Regions from separate parts of the Homo sapiens genome. Here region 1 is linked to region 2. Evidence: read pairs that join two places in POLR2A ChIA-PET (ENCODE). Cell type or tissue: Panc1. All regions are shown on one strand. Each heading gives the region's core, and the rest is flanking DNA. Links, peaks and the distances in the headings are about the cores only. Region 1 overlaps KCNIP3 (potassium voltage-gated channel interacting protein 3). Region 2 overlaps PROM2 (prominin 2).

Region 1 (8,328 bases), core at 149-8,148, 66 kb after region 2:
TGGAGTCTTGGCCCTACCTTTACAGTAGCTCTGGGACGGTGCCCTCTGCAGGGAGGGTCCCTCTGGCTGGGGCGGAGGCAGGGAGACTGGGTTGTGGGTCTGGGGACAGCAGAGGTGTGAGGTGTGATGGGGAAGAGGAGAATGTCTAGAACCAGGATGTGCAGGGTCTGGCCCACTGCCCTTGCTCCTCCATCCTGGGAGGTGACCCCAAACACTGCACATGCCCTCTGCGCACTTGCCCTGAAAGCGTCTCTAACTGCGGGGCCAAGGGGACTACCAGGGGCCTGGTCTTACAAAGGTGACCTTGGGGCCTGTTGGGTCTGCAGCTACCTCTTGGCTTGGAGCAGGCCCAAGGGGCCATTGTGATCCTTCCTGCTCGTTCTCTTGCTCTCCTTTCCCCCAACACCCTCTCCCACCTTTGCTGGGGCCAGTGGTGATGCTGTGGGTGTGCTGGGTGCTCTGTTCCCTGGCTGGGTCTGGTGCCCTTTGTAAACTGCCAGTCCCTCAGGTCTTGTGCAGCTCCTTGAGCAGGCTTTCCAGATCTGGGATGCTGATGACAGTGATAGGAACCAGCCTCTAGAGAATGCTCTCTCTTTGGGGGCACTTTATGCATATCCCAATCTTGTCCTCATGAGCAGGCTCGTTTCATCGACGAGGAAACTGAGGGCCGGGGAGCGGCAGAGTCAGGACCTTTCTGAACACCGGCACACCTGCCCTGAATGCATCCACAGCTGCAGGGCCTTGGGGACCACCGGAGATGGTTGTGTGTGTCCCAGCCTCTTACAGGACAGGTGTCAGGAGCCCAAAGTGGAGGCAGCTGCCCTGGTCCAAGTCCACAGTGAGAGGACCCACTGCCCTGAGCTGGTGTGGAGACTGCATGTGTGAGTGTGCACAGAGCTTGTAAGGCAGCGTCTGGCATGGAGGAGGCGCTTTCTTTCTTTTTTAATTATTATTATTATTATACTTTAAGCTGTAGGGTACATGTGCACAATGTGCAGGTTTGATACATAGGTATACATGTGTCATGTTGGTTTGCTGCACTCATCAACTCATCATTTACATTAGGTATTTCGCCTAATGCTATCCCTCCTCCAGCCCCCCAGCCTCCAACAGGCCCTGATGTGTAATGTTCCCCGCCCTGTGTCCAAGTGATCTCATTGTTCAGTTCCCACCTGTGAGTGAGAACATGCGGTGTTTGGTTTTCTGTCCTTGTGATAGTTTGCTGAGAACGATGGTTTCCAGCTTCATCCATGTCCCTGCAAAGGACATGAACTCATCCTTTTTTATGGCTGCATAGTATTCCATGGTGTATATGTGCCACATTTTCTTAATCCAGTCTATCATTGATGGACATTTGGGTTGGTTCCGAGTCTTTGCTATTGTGAATAGTGCTGCTATAAACATACGTGTGCATGTGTCTTTACAGCAGCATGATTTATAATCCTTTGGGTATATAACCAGTAATGGGATTGCTGGGTCAAATGGTAATTCTAGTTCTAGATCCCTGAGGAATCACCACACTGTCTTCCACAATGTTTGAACTAATTTACACTCCTACCAACAGTGTAAAGGCGTTCCTATTTCTCCACATCCTCTCTAGCATCTGTGGTTTCCTGACTTTTTAATGATCGCCATTCTAACTGGCATGAGATGGTATCTCATTGGGGTTTTGATTTGCGTTTCTCTGATGACCAGTGATGATGAGCATTTTTTCGTGTGTCTGTTGGCTGCATAGATGTCTGCTTTTGAGAAGTGTCTGTTCATATCCTTTGCCCACTTTTTGATGGGGTTGTTTGTTTTTTTTTCTTGTAAATTTGTTTGGGTTCATTGTAGATTCTGGATATCAGCCCTTTGCCCGATGGGTAGATTGCAAAAAATTTCTCCCATTCTGTAGGTTGTCTGTTCACTCTGATGGTAGTTTATTTTGTCGTGCAGAAGCTCTTTAGTTTACTTAGATCCCATTTGTCTATTTTAACTTTTGTTGCTATTGCTTTTGGTGTTTTAGTCATGAAGTCCTCGCCCATGCCTATGTCCTGAATGGTATTGCCTAGGTTTTCTTCTAGGGTTTTTATGGTTTTAGGTCTAACATTTAAGTCTTTAATCCATCTTGAATTAATTTTTGTATAAGGTGTCAGGAGGGGATCCAGTTTCAGCTTTCTACATATGGCTAGCCAGTTTTCCCAGCACCATTTATTAAATAGGGAATCGTTTCCCCATTTCTTGTTTTTGTCAGGTTTGTCAAAGATCAGATGGTTGTAGATGTGTGGTGTTATTTCTGAGGCCTCTGTTCTGTTCCATTGGTCTATATATCTATTTTGGTACCCGTACCATGCTGTTTTGGTTACTGTAGCCTTGTAGTATAGTTTGAAGTCAGGTAGCATGACGCCTAGGAGGAGGCACTTTTGGAGTGTACATTCGCTTTACTTCTTGCCCGAAATGACCCAGGCAACATTCCCCCACAGCTACACATCACTACCTGTGTCCTAGGAGTTAGTGGGAAGGGAAGATGCATGTGGCCCACACTTGGTTGTGTTGGGCTTTCTTCATCCCGTGCCCTGTAGGGTCAGGAGCCCAGAGGCTGCTGGCCCAGGGACTGCTGGGCCATGCTCGCCGGCGTGGGTGGCCTCTGCAGGAGACAGTGTGGGCTGGAGCTGGATGCTTGATGTTGCTCTAGGCTGGGAACCTGGGCAAGGCCCCTCCCTCCCCAGGTCAGCGGCTCTACTGTCACATACCTAGACACAGGTGGTAGCATCACAGCAGTCTCACCACAGACTTTCCAATAAGTCTTACAAGTCCAGTGCCCCTTGATGGGTAAAAGGGACAGCTCAGCTCAGATTCAAAGGGAGTCTTGCCCGAAAGGCCTCCCTTCACCCCATGGCAGTTCCTGGACCTTCTGTGGAACCCTATGGTTTAGTAGTGACCTGAGCAGCAGAGACTAAGTGAAGGCTGAGATCCCCGGCCTGGGACAGGGGTAGGGAGCCCCATTTCATGGTGTGCTGGATGCCCTGCCTGCCTCTTCCCCAAGCCCTCATGGACTGTCAGCCAGAGGCACCAGTGGGCAATTCCAGGGCTAACTGCGCCTCTGAGGAGCTGAGCTCCGGTCGTCTAGAGGCTGGACCCCTGGGGCGGTGGTTAGGGCTGCTTTCTTCCCTGGTCCCCACAGGCCTTATGGGGATTAGGCAGCCTTCCTGCCCAGTGCTCAGTCACTAAGGAGGGTATCATGTGAAGTCATGAGTGCAGGGCCACACCAAGGCTCTCAGTGGACCCAGGACTGCAGGAATTCCAGGGCTTCCCATCATTAAATTAAATTAGTATTGAAATGCAGTATCTATGTCAGGAAGGCCATGAGTGTTCCCCTTGGTGACCACATGTGTACTTTTGGAAATATCAGATCCAGTCACACCCCAGCCTGGTGCCCTGCCTTGCTGGCCTCGCCTTGCTGTGGCTGGAGCTGGAACTGGCTGGCTGTTGTCTGAGCCAGCTGTGTCCACCCCTGGCTTCTGTGTGTGTCAGGCACAGGCCGTGCGCAGTGTCACACAGGGGCATGAATGTGCTGCAGTGCACCAAGGGGACCTTGACCAGCAGCTTTGGGGAGTACTGGTGGGGGGAGCATCTGAATGGAGTGTGTTCAGGAGGGATGGGAGCCGGGGAACATGGCACCTCTTTGGAGTTTTGCCACAGAGGGGAACAGGATGGGTGACAGCTGTCAGGGGACATAGGCTCGAGAGGTTTTTAGAGAATCTTCCATTGCTTCTGCTTCTCTCCTATGTGGCAAGCTGCAGGAGGCCTATGAGGGGCTTTGCAGAGGTACTGGTGCAGCTCAGAGAGGTTTCACAGGCTTCACCCATGGGGTGGCGAAAAAGTGCCTCTTGCCCAGTACCTGGTGCATTTCAGCTTAGTGAATTAAAGATTTGGAGACACTTTGCTGAGCTTTTGCACAGAGAGGACTACATGGGGTATGGGACAGGACCTGGACTGAGACTTTTACACACTGGGAAGAAAGCCCTGCTTGTAGTCTGTCAGGCTGCTGTACAACTTTTAAACATCAAAAAGTCCTCATGCTTTTACTCCTTTGGCAAAATGCTTGTTGGATAGAGGAATTCAAACTTGATTGCAGCCCCCCTGGCTATCAACGGTGTATTAGCCTGTTTTCTGCTGCTATAACAGAATACCACAGAATGGGTAATTCTATTGTACAGAAATGTATTGGTTTACAGTTCTGGAAGCTTGGAAGTATAAGACGGAGGGGCTGGCATCTGGCGAGGGCCCTCTTGCTGTGTCATAACATGGCGGAAAGCATCACATGGCTGAAGGGCACAGGGAGCAAGAGAGAGTAAGAGGGGCAAAACTACTCTCATGGTAACAAACCCACTTCTGCAGTAAGGGCACTAGTTCATTCATGAGGGCAGAGCCCTCGTAAACTAAACATTTCTTAAAGGTCCCACCTCTTGCCAAGCATGATGCTGTGCACCTGTAGTCCTAGCTACGTGGAAGGCTGAGGTAGGAGGATCACTTGAGATCAGGAGTTGGACACCTGCCTGGGCAACACAGTCAGACCCCCCTTTCAAAAACCAAACAAATTTTTTTTTTTAAAAAAAGGTCCCATCTCTTAATACTGTTGCAGTGGCAACTAAATTTCAACATGAGTTTTGGAGGGGACAAACATTCAAACTGTAGCATTCTGCCCAGCCCACCCCTGGAAAATTCATGTCCTTCTCACATACAAAATATATTCATTCCATCCTGATAGCTCCCAAAGGTCTTAGCTCATTCCAGCAGCAACTCATAAGCCCAGAGTCTCATCTAAATCAGATATGGGTGAGACTCAAGGCATGATTCATCCTGAGGCAAATTCCTCTCCAGCTGTGAGCCTGTGAAATTTAAACAAGTTACATGCTTCCAGAATACAACGGTGAGACAGTTGTGGGATAGACATTTCCATTCAGGGAGAAACCGGCAAGAAAAAAGGGGGTAACTGGTCCCAAGTACGTCCAAAACCAACCATGAAGAGCAACATTAAATCTTGAGACTCGGGAATAATGTTCCTTGACTCCACATCACACACTGGGGCCCTGGGCACCCCCACCCCCATGGCTTTGGTGGGCTCGGCAGCCACAGGAGCTCTCCCAGGTTGATGTTGCTAGCCGGTCACGCTGGTAGCTCTGCAGTCTCAAGGGCAGCCCAGCCCCTGTGGCTCCACAAGGCATTGTCCTAGCAAGGACTCTCTGGAGTGGCTCTCCCTCTGCAACAGGTCTCTGCCTGGACCCCCAGTCTGTCTGATCCAGCCTTTGAAATCCAGGCAGAGGCAGCCACGCCTCCACTGCTCTTGAACTCTGTGTGCCTGCAGAATTAGCACCACATGGATGCTGCCAAGGCTTACTGCTTGCCCTCTGGAGCCGTGGCCTGAGCCACACCCAGGCCCACTTGAGCCACAGCTGGGGCAGCCAAGGAGCACTGTGGTGGAATGTGAGGAGCAGAGTCCCAAAGGTAGTCCAGGGCAGCAGGTCCTTGGAGGGGGCCCTTGGCCCATCCCCTAAAACCATTCTCCCTTCCTAGAGCTCTGGGCCTGTGATGAGAGGGGCAGCTTGGAATATCCTGAAATGCCTTCATGATAAATTCTGTCTTTAAGTCATTTCTTTCTTCTTTCATTTTACTATATGATATTAAAAGAAACCACACAGCACCTCAATATTTTGCTTAGAAATTTCTTCTGCTGGGTATCCCAGTTCATCACTCTTAAATTCTGCCTTCCATACTCCAGTCTGGGCAACAGTGTGAGACTCCGTCTCAAAAAAAAAAAAAAAAAAAATTCTGCCTTCCATAAACATAAAGCCACTGGGTGTGGACACAATTCAGCCAAGTTCCTTTTCACTATAAGGATGGGCTTTTCTCCAGTTTCCAATACCTTATTCCTCAATTCCCTCTGAGACCTCATCACCATCCATATTTCTGCCAACATTCTGATGACAGCCACTTTAATCTCCAGGAAGTTTCAGACTTTTCCTACAGCTCTTCTCATCTTCTGAGCCCTTAATGTTCTGTTCATGGCGACAGGCTTTTTTCTAGTCTGCTCTTCCAGACTCTTCCAGCCTCTACTCACTACCCAGTTCCAAAGCCACTTTCACATTTTTAAGTATTTGTTATAACAACACCCACTCTCAGTACCAGTTTTCTGTCTTAGGCTGTTTTGTGCAGAATACCACAAACAGGGTAATTTATAATGAACAGATATGTATTGGCTCGCAGTTCTGGAGGCTGGGAAGTCCAAGATCGAGGGCTTGGCATCTGGGGATGGCCTTCTTACTGAATCATCATTCCATGGCGAAGAACAGACAGACAGACAGAGAGAGAGAGAGCGAGAGACAGAGAGAGAGAGAGAGAAAGAGGGGGCAAAGCCACCACTGTGATAATGGTATTAGTCCATTCGTGAGGGTGGGGCCCTCATGGCCTGAACACTTCTTACAGGTTCCACCTCTTAATACTGTCACAGTGGTGACTAAATTTCAACATGAGTTTTGGAGGAGACAAACATTCAAACCACAGCAAATGGAGACTTTGATGGGGAGGAGGTGGCCCAGGACTAGCCCCTGGAGAAGGAGGAAGAGAGCCACGCTGGGGGAGAGGTAGAAAGGGAAATGGCTGAGTTCGTTGGCATCACAATTTTGCCCTGAGCAGTCTTCTACAAGTTAACATCTAAACACACAGAGCTGGAGCGCTGATCAATAGTAAAAAGCCCAAGTTTCCTATAGACAGTGCTCTAATGTTACGTTGAAAAGCCATGCAGCCATCTTCTTGCCTTTCTTCCATTTCTGGGTAATTTCTTCCATGTCTTGGTGGATGACACCAGCAGTCACCCTGTTTCCCAGGTCAGAAATGTGGAGTCATTCTGGACTCTGCCTGCCCCATCCTGGTCAAGTCAGCAGCTAGGAACTCTGGCTTCTTCATTCCTGACACCTCCCGCCAGTTCCCTTCACTCCATTCTCTTCACGTCACTGTGACACCCTGTGGCCAGAGTGACCATTCTGGAGTGGAAATCAGACAACCCTTTCTCTGCTTTGGACCCTTCGATAGCTCTCATGCCCACATGTGCCTTGGCTCACCTTAGACTCCATGCCCGGGTGCCCTTGACCCCAGTTCACCTGCTGTCACTGGACCTGAGTCTTGGAATATTATCTCTTTTTCTCTGATTCTCCTGCCCACTCTGTGCCCAACAGGTGTAAACATCAGGGAATGCTGGGGCCTGGGACAATCTGCAGGAGGCAGGCTCTGCCTAGAGACATTAAAATTAAAGCCCACGCCAGTACTCCATAAACTCACCCTAGGAAACATAGCTGGGAGGATCCTACCCAGCCTGCATTCCAGAGCACCTCCCATGCACAGGCACTGTTCCAGGGCTGGGTACGGCAGCGAGGAGACCCGAATCCCTGCTGCGGTCACCCTGTAGAGGGAGAGACCAACAATATACCAGATGTCTTAGTCTTCTCTGGCTGCCATAACAAAATAACACAGACTGAAGGACTTAAACAACAGAAATGTATTTTCTCCCAGCTCTGGAAAGAAAGTCTGAGAAGAGGGTGCCAGCAGGGTCAGTTTCTGGTGAGGGCTGTCTTCCTGGTGTGCTGACGGCTGCCTTCTTGCTCTGTCTTCATGTGGCCTTTTGCTGCATGCACGTGGAGGCAGACATAGCTGTCTCTCCTACCCTTTTTTTTTTCTTTTTTTTTTTGAGATGGAGTCTTGCTCTGTCACCCAGGCTGGAGCGCAGTGGTGTGATCTCAGCTCACTGCAAGCTCCGCCTCCTGGGTTCAAGCGATTCTCCTGCCTCAGCCTCCCGAGTAGCTGGGATTACAGGCATGCACCACTATGCCCGGCTAATTTTGTATTTTTAGTAGAGACAGGGTTTCTCCATGTTGGTCAGGCCGGTCTCGAACTCCCGACCTCAGGTGATCCGCCCACCTCGGCCTCCCAAAGTGCTGGGATTACAGGCATGAGCCACCACACCCGGCCTCTCTTACTCTTCATATAAGGCTACCAATCTTATGGGATAAGGGCCCAACCTTGTGACCCCACGTAACCTTGGTTACCTCCTAAGGACCCTATCTCCAAATACAGTCACACTGGGGGTTAAGACTTCAACGATGAAGTTGAGGGGACACAGTTCAATCCTATGCACTAGTAAACAGAAATCTGCATATGCACCCCTCGCATGCACAGTTCACGGTAGGGTTTGCGCTCCTATGAGAATTTAATGCCGCTGCTCATCTGACAGGAGGTGAAGCTCAGGCAGGAATGCGAGCAGTGGGGACCAGCTGTAGATACAGATGAAGCTTC
Region 2 (8,328 bases), core at 52-8,051:
GGGCTGCCAGGGCTGCAGGCAGCATCAGGGGCCAGGGAGGTGTCCTTTCAGCCGCCAGGGTCCCCTGTCACAGCCCCTCCTGAGACCTCCCAGGCAGAGGAGGCTCATGAGCGAGCCCTGAAGAGCCACACTCTGAGGAGCTCCAAAGCCAGGAAGTTCTCCCGTATGTCTGCCCCTTACCCTTCTTGCTGCATCCATTTGGGCGCAGCTTCGTGGGACCCTTCCCATCCCCCACAGGGCTTCCGAGGAGAAACCCTCAGGGCTCTGGGTTTGTCCCTGTGTCAGGGCTGAGGGTCTGGGGGGAAGGGTATGCTCACTCTCTGTCTTTGACACTGCAGCTCCACCAGCTCTGAGGAGACTCAGCTCTTCCACATCCCCCGGGTTACCTCCCTGAAGCTGTAGGGCCTTGTGGGTGAGTTTTCCCCAACTCGCTTAATTGCTCCCTGCCAGGGATTAAGGGAGTGGGGTGGGGAGGGGCTGGGGTCTGGGGTTTCCAGGGCCTAGGAGGGCAGGAAGGCTTGGGGACATGGTGGAGTCTGGGTATTGGGTGTGGCCCATCCAGCAGTGGGGCTGACAGCCCTGTTCTCCCCTCCCTCCCCTTCACCCGTTTCCTTCTTAATCCCTGACAGGGTGAGGTGACCCTGAGGCTGCCTGTCCTCCCCTTTGATTTAGCCTGGGCCACAGGACTTCGGTAGCTCTTGCCCCAGAGCCCAGGCTGGCATCCAGGCCTGGACTGTCCCCAGTTCCGGCTTACCTGGCCCCACCTTGCCTGCTCCTTTCCACCCCTTTCTGCTCACGACCCCCATCATTCACGCTCAGAATCACATGGGACTTCTGTGCAGCTGCAGAGCCAGCAAGTCCCTCCAGGTGTCACCCCTTACCCCCATGCTGGTGGCATCCTCACAGGAAGAGCCTGTTCTCCACCTGCTGGAGCCTGGACCCTGGGGTGGGACAGAGGCCTCGTCCAACCCCACTCCCCTTCCCGTGTGTCTTCCCCCTGCCAAGCCTCCCCCTGCCAAGCCTCCCCCTGCCCCTCTCTGAGCCCCTCGCCCCCCACACCGTCCTCATCTGGCCTCCCCCCTGGCCCCCACTTCCCTCTTATGCCCTTCCTGGCCCTTTGCTTCCTCCCTTAGTCCCCTCTTCACCATATCTCCACTGCTACCTTGCTGGCCCCAGAGACCACCCTGCCCAACCAAACCACTCAGGTAACGCCACTAATCAGGCAGGGGCCACCATGGCCTAGGTCTGGGCTGGCTGCAGGCCCTGCCTCATGGCCTCTGAGCCCTCCACTGCCCCAGGGCCTTGGGCCCTCTGCAGATCTCATCCAGGATTTATTGGTGTCCAGTGGGGTGAGGGAGGCCTGTCTGAAGGCCGAGCCTCCCTGCCTGCACCCAAGTTAGAAATGGGGGTACCAGCACTTAGCTTCTCTCTGAGTGCTGGCTCCCAAGGAAGGGACCTGGGACCTGGGCCACAGTGGGGGCTTGCCCTTACCTCTTCAGAAGGAAGCATCTTCCACAGCCCCCACCCAACTTTCTTAGGAGTGATCTGGTGGCCAGAACAGGATTTTGCACGGCCCCTTTTATCCTGCGCATGTGGCCTAGGGTCATCCCCAGCCCATCCCTGTGTCAGCCCTGAGTGCTGGACACTGCGTTCCAGAAATGAGGAAGAGGAGAGAGAAGAGATGGACAGACCTCAGATCCATTAAAGTGTTCTCACTTCCCTGAGACTTGGTTCTGGGTCCTTAAAACCAGGTTTCCTAGGCTGGGACCCTGTACATAGTTGGTGTTTAATGAGTGTTTATGGAGAGGAGAGTTCTAAGGTCACCTCTGGCTGCAGGCATCCAGGGATTATTCCAGCAATCTGCAGGTAGGGAGTGGGTCCCAGCCTGGGAGCCTGCTGTCAGGAGCAGGCAGACCTGGACTCACAGCCTGGCTGTGATGCTTGTTCGCTCAGCTTCTCCATTTATGAGATGGGGAGAATAGTCACAGCCTCCTCAAAGGGTTGTGAAAATCAAATGTGATAATTTGTGGAAAGCCCTTAGCAGTGGCCTGGCACAAAACAAATGCTCAGTGGATGGAAGCTGCCTATTATTATTGTCGTTGTTGTTGTTTGCCATGACTGCTCTGGGCCGGGGGTAGAGCTAGCATCCGGGCATGTACGAGGGAAGAGGGAGGCAGGCCTCTATTCAAAGGCAGAAATTCCTTTAAGATTGTGGTCTGCTGGGTTTCAGGGAGTGTCTGTGTTGTTTGTTTTTGTTTGTTTGTTTGTTTTGAGACAGGGTCTCGCTCTGTCACCCAGGCTGGAGTGTAGTGGTGCAGTCTTGGCTCACTGCAACCTCCACCTCCTGGGCTCAAGCGATTCTCATGCCTCAGCCTCCCGAGTAGCTGGGACTACAGGTGTGTGCCACTATGCCTGGCTAATTTTTGTATTTTTTGTAGAGACGGGGTTTTGCCATGTTGCCCAGGCTGGAAGTGTCTATGTTTAACTGCATCTTATAAACCAGCAACAAGTTTTCTACTGGGAATTAGAATGGTGCATACACAATGTATTATTATCACTGTCAGATGAGCATGCTTGAATGTAGCATGACTGCCTCTTTTTGCTTTTCCTAGAGGTTTTTTTTTTGCTTGTTACTCATCTGTTGACCTACCTGGGGGAAGTAGCACCCTTGCATTTCAAAAATAAAATTGATGGCATTACAAATGGAATAGAAACCATTTTTAAAATATTTTCAGTTCTCTTTCAAAATTACCTATTTTATCTTTTATATATTTGAACATATTAAGCATAGTTATTTTAAAGTTCAGTTAGTCCCTTATATGGAGCCTCCATGAGTCTGTTTCTAGTGCCTGTTGTTTCTCTTGTTTTTTGTTAGTTTTGTCCTGTCTCCTCCCATACTTGGCAATGTTTTAATTGAGTACAAGTAATTTCAGGTCTAGGATGGAGTTATCTTCCTCTATGAGGATTATGTTTACATCTGGCAGGTGGCTGGGGATGCAGTGAGCCAGATCTCTTTCATCTACTTGTAGGGGATGAGAGGATTTGAGTCACTTTAAGGGCTGACCTACTTCTGTTTCATTCATATTCATAGGGTGAAGCCCACTGGGGCTCCAACCCAAAGCATGAAACATTTGCCAGGTAGCCTTCCTGTTGGTGGGCTTTGCAGTGTCTTCTAGAATCAGCAGACCCCCTACAGAAAACGTAGTCCCAGATGCCATGCATATGTCTCTGAGTTGCCTTCTTTTCCCAGATCTTGGCCTTGTAATTCTTCACTGCTTTGTTTCCTGCCCAATACTCTCAATTAGACTTAAATATATATATATACGTACATATATTTATTAAATATATATATATACGTACATATATTTATTAAATATATATATATATAACTTTAAAAGCTGTTCAAAATGTCCTCCCCCGCCCCACACACACACGCAAATTTTGAGCAGCTTTTTAAGTTGTCCTGAACTGGGAATTTGGTCCAAATTACCCAGTCCACAGTTATTAGAAGTAGTCCTAAAAAACTGACTTTGACGTTCCCATTATATATTGGGAAAAGGCTGCCACTCTTTGAATTTAGTGTTCAGAAACTGTGGCCCAGCTAATTGAACATTGTCTTTTGAAAGGAGTTTTGTTTAGAGAGCAGCACGGTAATACTGGTTACCCGGGGATGGGGTGGCACTCGGCAGTTGGCAGAGAGAAAGAAATAGCCACAGAGAAAAATAAATTACCGATTTCTCTGGCTTTTAAAATGCTGGAATCCTAAAATGCTAATGCTACTTTATATGTGAAACAAAGCCCCTTCGAGGTCACAATCTCTCTCTTCTGGCCCATGACTGTCTCTGAGGGAGCAAATTATCATCTGGTTGAGCAGAGGAAGCTCCAGGAAGTTACATAGCTGGTTCAGGGTCTCAGAAGTTGAAGCCCAGCCAGGCTTTGGAAGCAGGTCCCCTGGTCCTGGTGGCCCTGGAGGTTTCTTCCTGGAGGCAATGCCAGTTCCCATTCCCTGTGGGCATGTGGGAGCGAGGCCCTATCTCCAAGGTGACTTGAACCAAGTGTCCTTACTGTCCCTGTGGCAGGGATGACAGATTGGGGGTGCTAGGAGTTCTTCCAGACCCTTCAACCTGGCCACCCAACAGAAGGCCTCATGGTAGATTCTGCCAAACAAATGCCAGATGGGCCAAGGTGTCTAAGGTCCCAGGTGGCTGCTCAGGGCAGCTCCAGCTGGCTTGAGGTGTACAAAGGGAGAGCCAAGTGGCTGGGGCAAGAGCCTGCCCAACTACCTGAAGGGACAAACAATGTGAGTTAACATTTATTTACGGAGTTCTGAGCATAAGTCAGGAAGCACTTTCCATGAATTAACTGGGAGGCAGGCATTGTTATTTACCTGCCTGACAGTTGAGAAAGCTCAGGCACACAGACTGGATGTGGGCGGAGTGGAAAGGGCAACGCTCATCCGAATGAATCAGCCGAGAACAGTGCCACTCAGGCCACATCTGAGTCTTCTGGAATCAGCCTGAGGCCCTGATCTGGGCGGATGTGGACAGCATCCCCCTTCCCTACTCTCCCTGAGCCAGAGTCGTCCATCGCTTCTAGCCTGAGTGCCAGGAGCTGAACCAGGAGGCTAGTGGCCAACCTGGTGCACACAGCACATGCTGCCGGAATAAAGCTCCTTCTCCGTGGTCCCAGCCCTTCCTAGCATATGCTGGGTGTGCCCGTCCTGGGGTGGTCCACACTCATCCGTCTTACAAATGCTGACCGAGAACTGCAGCTCGGATGAGGAGGGATGGAGGGGGTGTGCAGAGGGTGGGGCCCCGTCCGAGCCCTTGGCTTCTGCCCACGAGTGAAGCAGAATTTAGGGAAGAGGTGGCTGAGCCCCTACCCACACTAAGGGCTGGAGTGGGAGCCAAGGAGTCAGGCGCTGAGGTTAGAGGAGGGAGGTTTCAGAGAGGCGAGCTGAGTCCAAGGGGTGCGGTCGGCCGCCCTCTCTTCACTTCAAGCTGCAAGGAAAGGGGCTTTAAAGAAAGCCGCCAGAGAGCTTCACCGTGTCCCCTGCAGTTTAATAAATCCCTTGGACTGATGCCTCACCCACTGCAAAGTCTAGAGGGCAGTCAGGCTGGCTGCATTGAAGGCGGAGCTAAGGAGAGGGCTGGCGGCCCAGGTGAGGGCCTCCTGTGAGAGACAGCATGGAGTCTCCTAGGTCCAGTCGAAGGAGGCTGCCCAGAGAGTGAACCGACCTCAGCCAAGAGGAGGCAGAGCTGCCACTAAGTATTGGGGGCTTATGGGTCCCCTGAGGCCCATGTGAAACACTCTAGTCAGGGGACCATGGGGCCAGGCTCTTAGGACCCTTGGAGGAGCCCACAGAGAAAGAGGGACAGCTCTCAACCTCTGCAAACCCAGAGCGCAGCTCAGCCAGAGGCTGCCATGCCCACTGCCTGCCCCAAGCTGCCACCCCCAGGCCTGAGCTGGGTGGGGAGCAGGAGAGTTGATGATGGCATGGGCTTCGATGGGGGCTGAGCCTGTGTTTTGTGATGTGAAGTGATGAGGACCATTTGTATTTTCTTACCAAGATGCACCCAGCTGGCGAGGCTTTCTCTCTCTCTCTCTGTCTCTCTCTCTCTCTCCCCCCTGTACCCCTCAGCTCTCTCTCTCTCCCCCTGTACCCCTCAGCCAGGGCCCAACAAAAAATAGGGCCTAAGGAAAAGAGCCCTGGGCTGGGGCTCCACAGAGTTGCGTTTGGAGGCCTGGGGAGGAGGGACTTGAATTTGGGCCTGGAATGTGGGATCATGAGCAACAATGGAGGAAGGCGCAGAGGCCCCCAAGACCTGTGGGCATGAGCACCATGAGCCGCTCGCCCGGGGAAGGACAAGAATGAAGGCCCTGGTCAGCTGAAACAGCCCACGACTGCCTCCTGAAACACTGTGACGAGAGAAAACCCGACCTTCATCCGGGCTTGAAATCATCCCTTCCTTTCCCACTTCCAAACTCCCCCCAGCCTCAGTTTCTCCCCACAGCCCCTATGTGAGGAAACCACAGTGGGAAACACAGGGCTGAAGCGTTCCTAGTGGACAAGACCAGGTCCTTCCACAGCCTCCTTAACCTTCTGTGGGTCTGATATACCGCAGAGAATACTGGGAATTGCCAAGGCCGTCTCTGGGAAGTCTGCAGATGCCCGTGTGCCCACAACAGGTCCGCCTCTGAGGCCCATGTGGGAGTCCAGCCCCCTTTCTCCTCCCCTTCTCATTCCTGTGTTCCCCACAGGCCCAGGGGAGGGACCCAGCTGGAAGCACTTGGGGCCCTGGATAGGCCACTGAGGAAGGGGGGTGTGGTGGCAGGGTCACATACGCCCCACATCTGTATGAGGGGTGTCCACCCAGGTGCTAGCTGCAGTGGGAGGTTCGCAAGGCCCGAACAGCCGGTGGGTCCAGCAGAGCAGGGCAGTTGTCCCAGGCCCGCGGTGTCACGGCTGGTGAACTCCGAGGACAGCGCATCTGAGTGTGGGATGTCAGCGAGTGTGCCAAGCAGGGGCGAGCAGCTCTTGGGGGTGCTGCTGTGATGAGTGGGTTCCTCTGCTCCTGACTCCTCCGGCCAGGCCGTCAGGAAGACCAGCCCATCACGGCAGTGCAGTCACCAAGTTTCCAAGCTGCTGTGTAAGCCGTGGGCATAGAACCGCCAGCGGGATCTCAGCATCCACGGTGCTCACTCTAGGAAGAAGGCAACAGGCTTTGGGACCTGGCTTTACCACTCCCTAGCCTGTGACTTGGGCCAGTCTTTTAGCTTTTCTGGGTCTCACCATTATCATCTGTAGAGTGAGATAATTACACTTTTCTCCCAAGGTCACTATGAGGACTCAAAATGCTCAATGCGTCCCTGCTTGCGGAGGCGAGGCTTGCTCAGAGTCAGGAGGGCAGGACTGTCTCAGGCAGTGAAAGGAGGATGGGGCTGGGCACGGTGGCTCATGCCTGGAACTCCAGCACTTTGGGAGGCAGAGGCAGGTGGATCACTTGAGCCCCAGACTTTGAGACCAGCCTGGGCAACATAGTGAGACCCCATCTCTACGAAAAAATACAAAAATTAGCCGTGCATGGTGGCATGAGCCTTGTAGTCCCAGCTACTTGGGAGGCTGAAATAGGAGGATTGCTTGAGCCTGGGAGGTCAAGGCTGCAGTGAGCCATGATCATACCACTGTACTCCAGCCTGGGTGAGAGAGTGAGACCCTGTCTCAAAAAAAAAAAAAAAAAAAAAAAAAGCAGATGAGCTCCCAGGATGCCGGCCCTGAGCTGGCAGCCATGAAGGCGCTTGCCTCCCTCCACTTCCTAGGGTGCAGTGTGGGTGGGGCGGGGGCAGCTAGGGAGTCCTCCGGGCTCTGCCGAGCCCCTTCCCCAGTGTGAAGTCCAGCCTGTTCTGAAGTCGCACAGGGCCAGACACCTGGGCTGCCACCTCCCCTCTGGAAACAGTCCTCCTTGCCTCGGTGGGTCGACAGCTCCAGGCTATTTTCTTCCCCTGAGGATCTGAAAGTTGGAGGTAATTGGTTGGCTCAAAAAAAAAAAAAAAAAAAAAGGAAAAGGGCATGCAAGCACAATTGTGCAGGCTGCAAAGGAGGGAGGCATCCTAGGGCTTCGTCTCCATGGGAACTACTGGCACAGGCTGGCTCCTCTGGGCTCCAAAAAGGGAAACTTGGCAAAGGTTTCAGGCACCTGGCTCCTGAGTGGTTTGCTTGGGGGCCAAGCAAATGCCCAGGAGCTGCCCGCCCAAGGGACAGGACACAGCCCCCTCTCTCAGGGATGCCTGGGAGCCCTCGGCCCCATCCTTCACCCTCACACCCCAGGAGATCCCGTCAGGTCCTCAGCCACCCTGGATGCATCCTGACTTGGGAGCTGGGAGGGGACCCAGCACAGCTGGAGAGCATGAGCAGGTCATGCTTTGGGGAGACACCCGTGCTTCGAGGCCCTCGGATGGGTGAATGGGAGGTAGTTAATAAGGGACAGATGAAAGAGGTGGAAGGACCCTGAGTGTCACCCTGCTGATGTAGCCCTGGTGGCTGTTGCTGTTTCTAGGATGTGAGCCCCAGACCAGCACCTTGCAGACCAGCACCTCAGGCCAGGACCCTGAGAGAGGACGCTTCAGATGCTGGGTGCAGTGGCTCCCTGCTGTCCTGGGGGCCCCTTGGGCTGAGATCATCATAAGGGTGGCACTGTCCTGTGTCTGTGAAGAGTGGCAGGCGGGACTGGGGCAGTGGGGGTGTCCTGGCTTGTTCTGGAAAATACCTCCAGGAATGATCCCTTCCTTTTCCACTTCCACAGTCCCTCCTGGGCACTCTGGGTTCAA

The links. ChIA-PET counts read pairs that join two places held together with the same protein. Peaks named below come from ENCODE experiments on the same cell type or tissue, not always from the same donor. Only the 100,000 strongest peaks of a DNase experiment are listed, where the experiment ranks them.
Region 1: POLR2A ChIA-PET joins it to region 2 with 11 read pairs; 4 of 35 experiments call an interaction of 5 or more read pairs at or near these places.

What each region holds. Positions count from the first base shown.
Region 1 is chr2:95,354,402-95,362,729 of GRCh38, forward strand. All of the region lies in intron 2 of KCNIP3 (potassium voltage-gated channel interacting protein 3), which reads left to right. Among named protein-coding and RNA genes, the nearest start is that of FAHD2A, 44 kb to the right of the region's middle. In Panc1, for the core only: no CTCF peak of the experiment used is centred there; a DNase peak (open chromatin) is centred at 4,835.
Region 2 is chr2:95,288,595-95,296,922 of GRCh38, forward strand. PROM2 (prominin 2) reads left to right here. Exons shown (of 24, transcript NM_001165978.3): 23 at 339-412; 24 at 630-2,708. The coding sequence ends at 402. Among named protein-coding and RNA genes, the nearest start is that of KCNIP3, 4.6 kb to the right of the region's middle. In Panc1, for the core only: no CTCF peak of the experiment used is centred there; no DNase peak of the experiment used is centred there.